Linked DNA regions of Mus musculus: region 2 is linked to region 1. A link is a contact called in ENCODE POLR2A ChIA-PET data. All regions are on one chromosome and are shown on one strand. Each heading gives the region's core, a stretch centred on a gene start or an enhancer-like site at or near the end of the contact. The rest is flanking DNA. Distances are from core to core; before and after follow the strand shown. Region 1 holds the start of S1pr2 (sphingosine-1-phosphate receptor 2). Region 2 holds the start of Icam5 (intercellular adhesion molecule 5, telencephalin).

Region 1 (4,763 bases), core at 51-2,550:
GTTCTCTGCAAGAGCAGGAAGTGCTCTTGACCATTAGAGGCACCTCTTTAGCGCCTTTTAAAAATTTATTAATTTTAACTTTATACCCATGTGCGTGCATGCACGTGGGTGTGTACATGTACGTGGGTGTGTGCATGTGCCTCAGCAGCAGGCCTTGGAGGTCACAGGACAACTTGCAGGAATTGGTTCTCAATTTCCACCTTGTGGGTCCCAGGCAAGGCCTTACCCACTGACAACTCACAGCCTCCTGGAACTCACTCTGTAGACCAGGCTGGCCTTGAACTCAGAAATTCGCCTGCCTCTGCCTCCCGAGTGCTGGGATTAAAGGCGTGCACCACCACGCCCGGTTTTGTTATTCTTTTTTAAATGCATTTATTATTATTGTACATGTATCAGTGAATGAATGTAGGTGCAGCAATGCCAGTGTGCCCTGTGGAGGTCAGAGGCCAACTTTGCTTCCAGGGACTGACCTCAGGTCAGGCTTCCAGACAAGCCCTTTCCCCTCCCTGCCTAGTGGAGCTGGACAGCTGACCTTCTGTCACTCACTCTAATTTTGGATTTTTTTTTCACCCTGAGTTGTTTGGAGGGAAGGAGCCAACAGGATCATGTGATCCAGATTGGCCTTGAACTCTAAAACAAACCTCCTGCTTCTACTTCACAAGTTTGGAATTAGAGGCCCAAGCCACCATTCCATATTTTTGCAGTGTTGAGGATGCATGCTAGGCAAACACTCAACCACCTGCCTCCACATCCCTGCCTGTTGTTTTTCAGAAAGGGTCTTGAGCAGGCAGTGGCTTAAGGTTGCTAAGAGGACCCTGAACTCCTGATCTTCCCACCTCCCAGGTGGCAGATGCTGGAATGACAGGCATATGTGCCACAAAGCCCAGTTGGATCTGGGAGTTCTTACCAAGTCTTCTGTTTGGGGGGCTGGGTATGATACAGTGTAGGAATTTATTTCTTGTAGAAACACATAGTAGGTGCTTAATCTTGAATTGCTGAGTTCTCACATAGTAGGTAAGTGTGATTTCCTCCATTTCCAGGTCCCAAGCATTAGCCTGGCGCTAAGCCAAATGGAATACAGTTGTTTCAGTACTAGGTCACCTGGGTTAAGAGAGCTGTGACGTCACGCGGCCGTGACATCATGCCACGGCAGTTCTCACGAGTGGGGGTTGGGAGGAGCAGGGCAGGAGTGTGTGTGTGGGGGTGTGGACAAAGGGGCCCTGCTCTTCCCCCGTGCGCGCCCTGGCTAACTGGCGGGCCACATCTGGAATTCATTGCAAGTCGCCGCCGGAAAGAGGAGGAGAGGAGGGCGGGGCGAGCAGGGAGTTGGGGCCGGAGGCAGCGGCTCTGCCCGCCTCTCTCTTGTCCTGGGTCCCCAACTCCGGGACATAGACCGAGCACAGCCAACAGTCTCCAAAACCAACCACTGGCTGTCCCGGGGCGCAGACGCCAAGGCCACTCAGGCCAGGGCAGGGACCCCGGCCGGCCTAGCCAGGTGAGCGCGCGGGGCAGAGGGGAGGTTCCGATCTGGGCGGCCGCGGTTCACGGAGACCCTGAGATCCCAGCTGGGGGGCCCGGTCCGGGGTCAGGCGCTCGTACAGGCGTTGCACGCGCTGCTCCAGGCTCTGCTGCACCGAGGGAACAGATCATCTACCATGCGCCCCTGCCCACTACTCCAGGCAGCTCGCCACCTACTCAGTGGCGCACCCCCAGACTGAGCTCCCCGCCTTCCTTCGGGCAGGAAGTTGGCGCTGAAGAGAAAGGCGGAATCCGAGCGCTTTGAGCTGGAGACTTTGCAAGACTGGATGGGGGTTCTCAGGAAGCAGGGTTTGGGGCAGTGAGGTTGTTGGGGAGAGGTGCAGCATCCCTTCTTCTCTGTCTCCGGCTAGGATGAAAGGTGCTACGGACGAGCGAGCGGGGAAAGCTTTCAGAGTTCATGGGCGGGGTCCCCGGCGAAGGCCGTCGCCCCACCGCCTGTGAGACTAGTTTTTTGCCTCAGTTTCCAGTTAGTTGCCCCTCTCTTTCAGTCTCTCTTTCGGAAGAATCACTTTGTATCGAAGGAAAGGGACATTAACTGCAAAGTCCAGGTGTCTCCTTTTCCTAGCTCAGGGATGGGGCGTAGGAGTGAAGGAAGGCACGCGTGGCGTGGAGTCCGCGTTGTCGCGGGCTACACGGCGTTGGGACCTCGCCCCCCTCTAGAGCATGGGTTGACTCACCCGGGGATTTCCACCTCCCCACCCCCGTCCCTATCCTTGTTGTTAGATGCCCGAGGCGACACCCGCAGAGCCTACTGTCCCCTGCGGGGCAACATGGGAGCATCACTGAGGGGGGGGGAGGGAATGAAGTAGCTGTAGTTACTCTCTCCAGTGCCCCAGGAATCTGGATGTGGGGGGCCTCTGGTGGGGTGCAGAAATGTGGCCACCCCCTGTTGCTTTGTGCAGGATAGGGACATCCTGCGCGCGTGTCGGGGTCTCAGGAGAGAGAGATGGCGCCGCCCCAGCGCAAGCGAGTGTGGATACCACGCATTCCTCGGCCTGATAAGGAGCTGGAGAGTGCTGCCTGAGCCAGGCGGGTCTTACTGTCGCCAAGGAGACGCGCCCGGCTTCAGCTTCCTATAGTGGTAGGGTAGGGGTGCTGCCAGGAGATGTCCCCATGCTTTGCATGCGAACGAGCCCCCCAATTTCAGGCTCTTTCATTCATTCATGCGCCTGCCTCGCTTGCACCAAGCAAGAGAGGCTGAGGGTGAACTTGGTAGCTGGCCTCACACGATACTGTGGAAAACAAGATCATTTCCGATGATAAAGTCAGATGCTCTGATAGAAATTAGGGGTGGGCTGTGCTGGGTAAAATGCCTTATTTCTTTAATCCCAGTGCTCAGGAGACTGAGTTAAGGGGCATCTTTGTGAACTCAAGGCCAACCTGATCTACGAAATGAGTTTCTGGTCAACCCGGATTACACAGTAAGACCCTGTCCCAAAAACAAAACAAAAAGAGAAGATAGTTCCTGAAGGCCTAGACAGTGACAGTCGAATGAAATCCAAAGATAAGATAGTCTGCCGGAAAAAGTGTTTGTGTGGGGGTGGGGAGGGGGTCTGTAGGATATACCAGAGGCAACTACAGCAGGTTTCGACCTCAAATGGGCCTTGGGAGGTTAGTGTATGCCTGGGCCCTAGGGAGCCATAGAGATTGTGGCGATGGGAGGTGAGGATAAAAGTTCTGAGCTCTCCGGCAGTTCTCCCTTGCAAGTTTGGTGGGCAGCAGACATGCATAAGGGGCTACCACAAGCAACCAAAGCTTTTGAGGGATGAGGGAGCTCTGTGGAACTGGGAGGGAGTAGAGGGGAGTCACCAGACTCCTTCAGCCTTCCTCTCCACTAATCTTTAGCAAAGCAGTCAAGTCCAGGTCTGTCTCTCTTCCCTCACTCCAAACCCTTTCACTTGCTCCTCTTCCTCCTGTATTTTTTGCAGTCCTGGCAACCCAGGGCTTCAACATGACGCTGTGTCCCTAAGCTACACCAAGTTATCCTTAATTTTATGTATTTATAGACAGGGTCTCACTATGTAGCTCTAGCTGTCCTGAAACTGTGTAGATCAGGCTGGTCTCAAATTCACAGAGCTCTGCATGTCTGACTCTGAATCCTGAGATTTAAAGTGCACAAACACACAGTGCTTTTCATATATATACATATATATTTTTATATATTTAATATATATTTATTAAACTTACACTTATCTATTTTGTGGGCATGTGTATACGTGTGGGCATGTGTGTTTCATGACATGAGTATTCAGGTCAAAGCAAGTCATTTCTCTCTCTTTCTCTCACTCACTATGTGGGTAGGTAGTGGGGCTGGATCAAGTCTCCAAGCTTGATGACAAGTGCTTTTAGCCAATGAGCCATCTTAACACTGCTTCTGTTTAAGTTTTACTTGAGTCAGGGTCTCCCTGTGCTCTCCAGGCTAACCTCCAACTCATTATGTAGCCTAGGCTGCTCTTGAACTTTCCATTTTCCTTCCTCAGCTTCTGTGTAACTGGGATCATAGGTATAAACCAGTCAGGCTCATTTTCAGTTCAGATCCCAGTCTCTAGTGGCAACTTCCCCTCCTCTGAGAGGCAGTCTGGACCACTGTGGTGGAGGGGGACAGGTCTTGGAGTCTGGACAAAGGGAGAAGGCCCGCCTCTATCCGCCTGCAGAGTGACTCTTCCTCCAAGGTCCGACCCTTTGGGCTAGCTTCCTCTTTCTGGAAATCCTTAAACCGCTTAAGCTCCTGTCTTTGGTTAGAAAGGTTCTAGGAGGGAAGAGGAGACTGGAGGGACAGCCTAGACCCCAGTTTCCCTTCCTTTGGAGGACAGTGTGCGTGCGTGTGTGTGTGTGTGTGTGTGTGTGTGTGTGTGTGTGTGTGTTGTGTGTAGGGTGTGTTTGGTGTGTGTCTGTGTGTGTGCAGTGTATGTGTGTACTGTGTGTGTCTCTCTGTGTGTACAGTGTGTGGTTTGTGTGTGTGTGGTTTGTGTGTTTTGTGTAGGGTGTGTAGTGTATGTGTGCAGTGTGTGTATACAGTGTGTGTAGTGTGTGTATCTCTGTGTGCACTGTGTGTGGTGTGTAGTGTGTGTGGTATGTGTGGTGTGTGTAGTGTATGTATAGTGTGTGTGGTATGTGTAGTGTATGTGTAGTGTGTGTGGTATGTGTGGTGTGTGTAGTGTATGTGGTGTGTGTGTGTGTGTGTGTATGGTATGTGTATGTTTGGGGTGTGTGTATGTGTGTGT
Region 2 (4,431 bases), core at 1,358-3,857, 55 kb before region 1:
GGCAGGAAACAGTCCATCCAACGTGCAAGTCACCGGCCTTTCTGAGTCCACTTCTAAGACTCGGGGAGCAATAAGACTCGGGGAATGTGGAGGCATGGCTGGGGCGGACAAAGAACAGGATTTGAGTTTATGAACTAAGCATTCAGTGTTGACAAGCCAATTTGCATGCATTGTTTGGTTTCATCCTAAAAATACAGAAGGGCGGGCGAGATGGCACCACAAGTTTAGGTGCTTGTTGTTAAGCCTGACTTGACTCGATCCCCAGGACCTACATGATGGAAAGAGAGAACTAAACTCCTACTTATCCTTTAACTTCCACACATGCACTGTGGCATGTGCATAAACGCATATACACACACTCTCTTTTTCTCTCAATAAATAAATGCATAAAGAAAAAGACCACAGAAGAAAGCACTTGGGCTGGAGAGATGGCTCAGTGGGTAAGAGCACCCGACTGCTCTTCCGAAGGTCCGAAGTTCAAATCCCAGCAACCACATGGTGGCTCACAACCATCTGTAATGAGATCTGACGCCCTCTTCTGGTGTGTCTGAAGACAGCTACAGTGTACTTACATATAATAAATAAATAAATAAATAAATCTTTAAAAAAAAAAAAAAAAAAAAAGAAAGCACTTAAGTTAGTACTTGTGTTGAAGCTGCTAAGCCTTTGGGGATCTAACTATGCAGCCCTGGCTATGTAGACCAGACTGGACTTTAAATGAACAAGAGTTCCGCCTTAGTTCTGCTTGGGCTGAGACTTAGGGCCTACACCACTACACTACGCCCCGCTGCCCTAAACTTAAAACCTGTCAGTTAGGGTCCATACTCACCAAAGGTACGGAGCTGTCTGGGGGCCGAGCTATTTGCAAACAGTCCCAAGCCGTGTGGCCGCAGGTCAAGCTCGGCGAGGCATGAGAAATTGACCCTGTGGTCCTCCCTGCGTGCCAGGACCCTGGCGGTGAGCATCGCACCCCGCGCTCGGGGTGGCTCGCCTACGAAACTGCGGCGAATCAGCTCCTGGCCGCCCCGCAGCAGGGTCAATGTGAGGCTCGCTCGGGGTCCTGCTCCCGGGACCCTGCAGCTCAAGGTGAAGTTCTCGCCCACTGGCTGCCAAGAAGGGAGCGGCACCAGCTCTACCCGATCCGGTCGCTCTGCAAGGGACCAAAACCTGGGCTTTAGCGAGCTGTAGTGCTCTCAGGACAAGCCTAGGAAGGAGGACCAGAGAACGGGTGGGCGGAGCTTTAGGGGGAGGTCCAGGGACCCAAGGGGCGTGTCCACACTGTACTCACGGAAAGTTCGGATGAGTCCACGCGCTTGGAGTGTGCGGCGCGCGCAGCGGAAGAAGCAGACCGGCTGGGTCTCAGGCTCTCGGATGTCCACCAGCTGCCGAGCCAGCCAGCGCAGACCCCTCTGGGTCCCGTTTCGGCGTAGCGAGGTCTCCAGGCCACCGCGCTCCGGCCGCGGACAGTTAGTGCTGCAGTTGAGCCACAGCGAGCCCCCGCGCTCCACGAGCGCCACGCGGGGCTGAAGGTCCGCCCAGAAAGGTTCTAGCGCGACCGCTGCCCAGGAAAACGCGGGCTCAGCCTAGGGACCCCATCTCTGAAATCTTAGTGGCCCCCATCTCCCAAACCAGGGGTGTCTGTAAGGACGAGGAAAGACCACCGCCAAGAAATAGCACGGGAGTCCCGCATCCCACTCAAGATTCGGGACTGACGCACTCTTAGAGGGGCGTCTCTGGAAGCCTTGCTGCCTATGGCAGAGATGGGGAAGCTCGGTGCAGGGATGGGGTCTCAGATGAACACATCAATAGTGAGGAGGAGGAGATTCCAATTTGGGGGGATGGGGAACCAAGTCACTCTTAAGACCCTGACAGGTCGTCAGGAAATGGGGGGGAGAGACACCGAGGCTGGGGGCGAAAGCAAAGTAGAAATGAGAGACTGAGTCAAAGGCTTAAAGGAGATTGTCCCCAAACTTGAGTAACTTGGACAGAAAGCCACAAGGTTAGATTCCGGGAAGGAACCGTGAGGAAAGCCCTAGAAAGCCGGTTGCCAGGGCTCCAGGTGGAGGGGAAACAGGGCCTCTGAGTTATGACAGTTGAGGAGATAGGGTCTTTGAGGATCATAAATAGGGATGATGCTAGTCTGTGAACCATAGGACACGACAGAGCAGGAGAGAACAGGAGAGCCACAGTGTCTCCTGAGCCAGGTTGGGTGCAAAACCCCGAATTCAGAAAAGGTGCTGGGTTCCGATCTGAAAGATCGAGGTGTGTTGGGGTGGAGGAAGGACAGGGAGAAGCCCGGAGCTCCAGGTGGTGGCAGAAGCGTGGGAAGCTAGAAGAGGGCGGAGCCTGGAGGGGACACCCGGGCCGCCCTCTCTGGTCCTTCAATTCCGCCCCCGCCTTATCCACCTGGCTCCGCCGGCGGGCTCTTCTTACCTGAGATGCCTAGGATCCCCAGGCCCAGGGCAGCCCAGAGGCCGAGGAGCGCTCGGCGCAGCCCTGGCGAAGGCCCCGGCATTGCCGCCGCTGCCGGGGAGGGGAGAGCACAGAAGGCGAGGGGAGCGCGAGTGATGGAGAGCGGGGCTGGGAGGACCGCGCAGCGCAGCGGGTGGAGTGTGGGGGTGGCAGAATTGCGCCCAGGGATTGGTTTAAACGTTGGTAACTTGGTTTCTAAGGAGGGGGCGGTGACAGAGGCGGTGATGGGGGGCGAGCTGACAGGAGGCGAGCGCGCACTGGGCTTCTCCAGGCCTTAATGCAGGCGAGCTAGCCAGGCAAGAGCGGTCCCCCGTGGGGGAAAGATCTACATGGAGGTCGGCCTAATGATCTAAAGCCTTCTGGGGGCGACCACGCTCTCCCGCGTCATCCCTGGCGAAGGAGGGAAGGGATGCTGAGAGGCCCTGCCCAAACACCCACCACCATAGGTATAGAGTCTGAGACAACGCGCTGGGTCTCCAAGCCACGCCCATCCTCGGTCCCTCCCACCAGCGCCTGTTTGAGCAAGGGTGGATGGAGAGGTTGCTTGTATTAGCTTGGGGAGTCAATAGTATGCAGGAAATGTGGTTCTAAGAGGAGAATGTGAGGATGCCTTCCTTAACTGAGGTTTCGTTTTGACCTCCAGCAGGCTAAGTATGGGAGCCACGCCCCTAAGACCTCCTCCGCGCACGCGGCGAAGGAAGAGGGGGATCAAGTGCCAGCAAGACTCGGACACGTGTGCGTGTGCGCAGCGTTCGCAGGCTTCTAAATTAGAGTCGACTCCGGCACCCGATCTTTATTTACCCAGAGTGCAGCGGGAATGTGTCTACAACGCTGTTGTGTGTCTAGTCTCTCAGCAGAGCTTCTGCGCCCTCCTCGCCAGGAGTGTGGCCGCCTCTACTGGGTAACTAGTGCGAGATTCTGCAATTCACGCTGGACCAAAAGATCAACTGGGGACACTTTGACCCCAGCTTTGACATCCCTCTCTACATACATACCAGACTCGGAGACAACAAGCACAACGCCAGGAAGCAAGTCTGTGACAGCTCACGTGGCCTGAACAATCATCTCTTAACTTGTTGCTATGCTAGATTTCCTATCTAGTTAGCCGCTTCCTCTACTACTTGAAGAAGGCCCCGCCTACTCGAGTGTTTCTACCTCCCCCCCCCCCCCCAATTAATGATAACCTTGGGGAATCAGGTCTAGCTCCACCCGCTGGCCTTCTCTAGTAACGCACAGGCTCCGTAGTGGAAAAGGAGGGAGGAGAAGGGAAACTTAGCCTCCAATCAGAGCTCCGGCCTGTATCAGCGGAGCCAATCAGAAAAAGCCATACCAAGAGTCAGCCCTGGAGGGGAGGTCAGTTTAGTCTTTCTGCCCCGCACAAATAAAGCTAACAAAACTCTACGCAGAGGAACTCGGGTTCTAGGACCCCATGCTGGCCTTGAAGGAGAAATTTCAAGGTGTTGTTTCCTCCAGTACTACCTCTAATCTACTAATCTTCAGCCCCTACGTAAGGAATTTGGAAAAAGTAAGGTACCTTAAAAAAGAAACCACTTTCTCCAAGAACCGTAAGGCAGAGACTGAGGAGGAAGACTTTATTGTTTCAATAAGAGTCTCTGAATTAATTACTCTGAAGTTCTTTTCCCCTCCCTCTTGTCAGGCATCGAAAACAGATCTATAACTAAGTCTGCACAGCCAGGTACTTGCGCACGTAGACAGCCCCCACAGCCAGGAGGATCCCCACCAGGGTTGCGATGGAGGTAGAGGCCAAGGCTATAGAGGCTGGGCTTAAAGCTGTGGGCAGGAGTGAAAATCAGGAACTAGGAGGTCTGAGGACCGCCAAGCGTGGAGCCCACGCCTGTTCTGCAGGCCCCCTTGGAGTGGCAACATCCCCTCTCCCGCACCCATTCCCTGGGATTACAGGATGCCTCACCGAGGACTGTCAACATAACAGGTGCCGAG

Evidence for each region. ChIA-PET counts read pairs that join two places held with the same protein, here RNA polymerase II (POLR2A).
Region 2: POLR2A ChIA-PET joins it to region 1 with 10 read pairs in embryonic stem cell. The contact joins the promoter of Icam5 here to the promoter of S1pr2 in region 1. POLR2A ChIA-PET finds 5 or more read pairs at or near these places in 3 of 5 experiments (Patski and embryonic stem cell).

The regions. Positions count from the first base shown.
Region 1 is chr9:20,973,330-20,978,092 of GRCm38, reverse strand. It overlaps S1pr2 (sphingosine-1-phosphate receptor 2), which reads left to right and starts at 1,300. Exons shown (of 2, transcript NM_010333.4): 1 at 1,300-1,495.
Region 2 is chr9:21,030,214-21,034,644 of GRCm38, reverse strand. It overlaps Icam5 (intercellular adhesion molecule 5, telencephalin), which reads right to left and starts at 2,607. Exons shown (of 11, transcript NM_008319.2): 1 at 2,434-2,607; 2 at 1,289-1,558; 3 at 830-1,150; 4 at 1-98. The coding sequence starts at 2,515. It overlaps Mir1900 (microRNA 1900), which reads left to right and starts at 2,317; the gene lies at 2,317-2,394. It overlaps Icam4 (intercellular adhesion molecule 4, Landsteiner-Wiener blood group), which reads right to left. Exons shown (of 3, transcript NM_023892.3): 2 at 4,403-4,431; 3 at 4,049-4,263. The coding sequence ends at 4,151.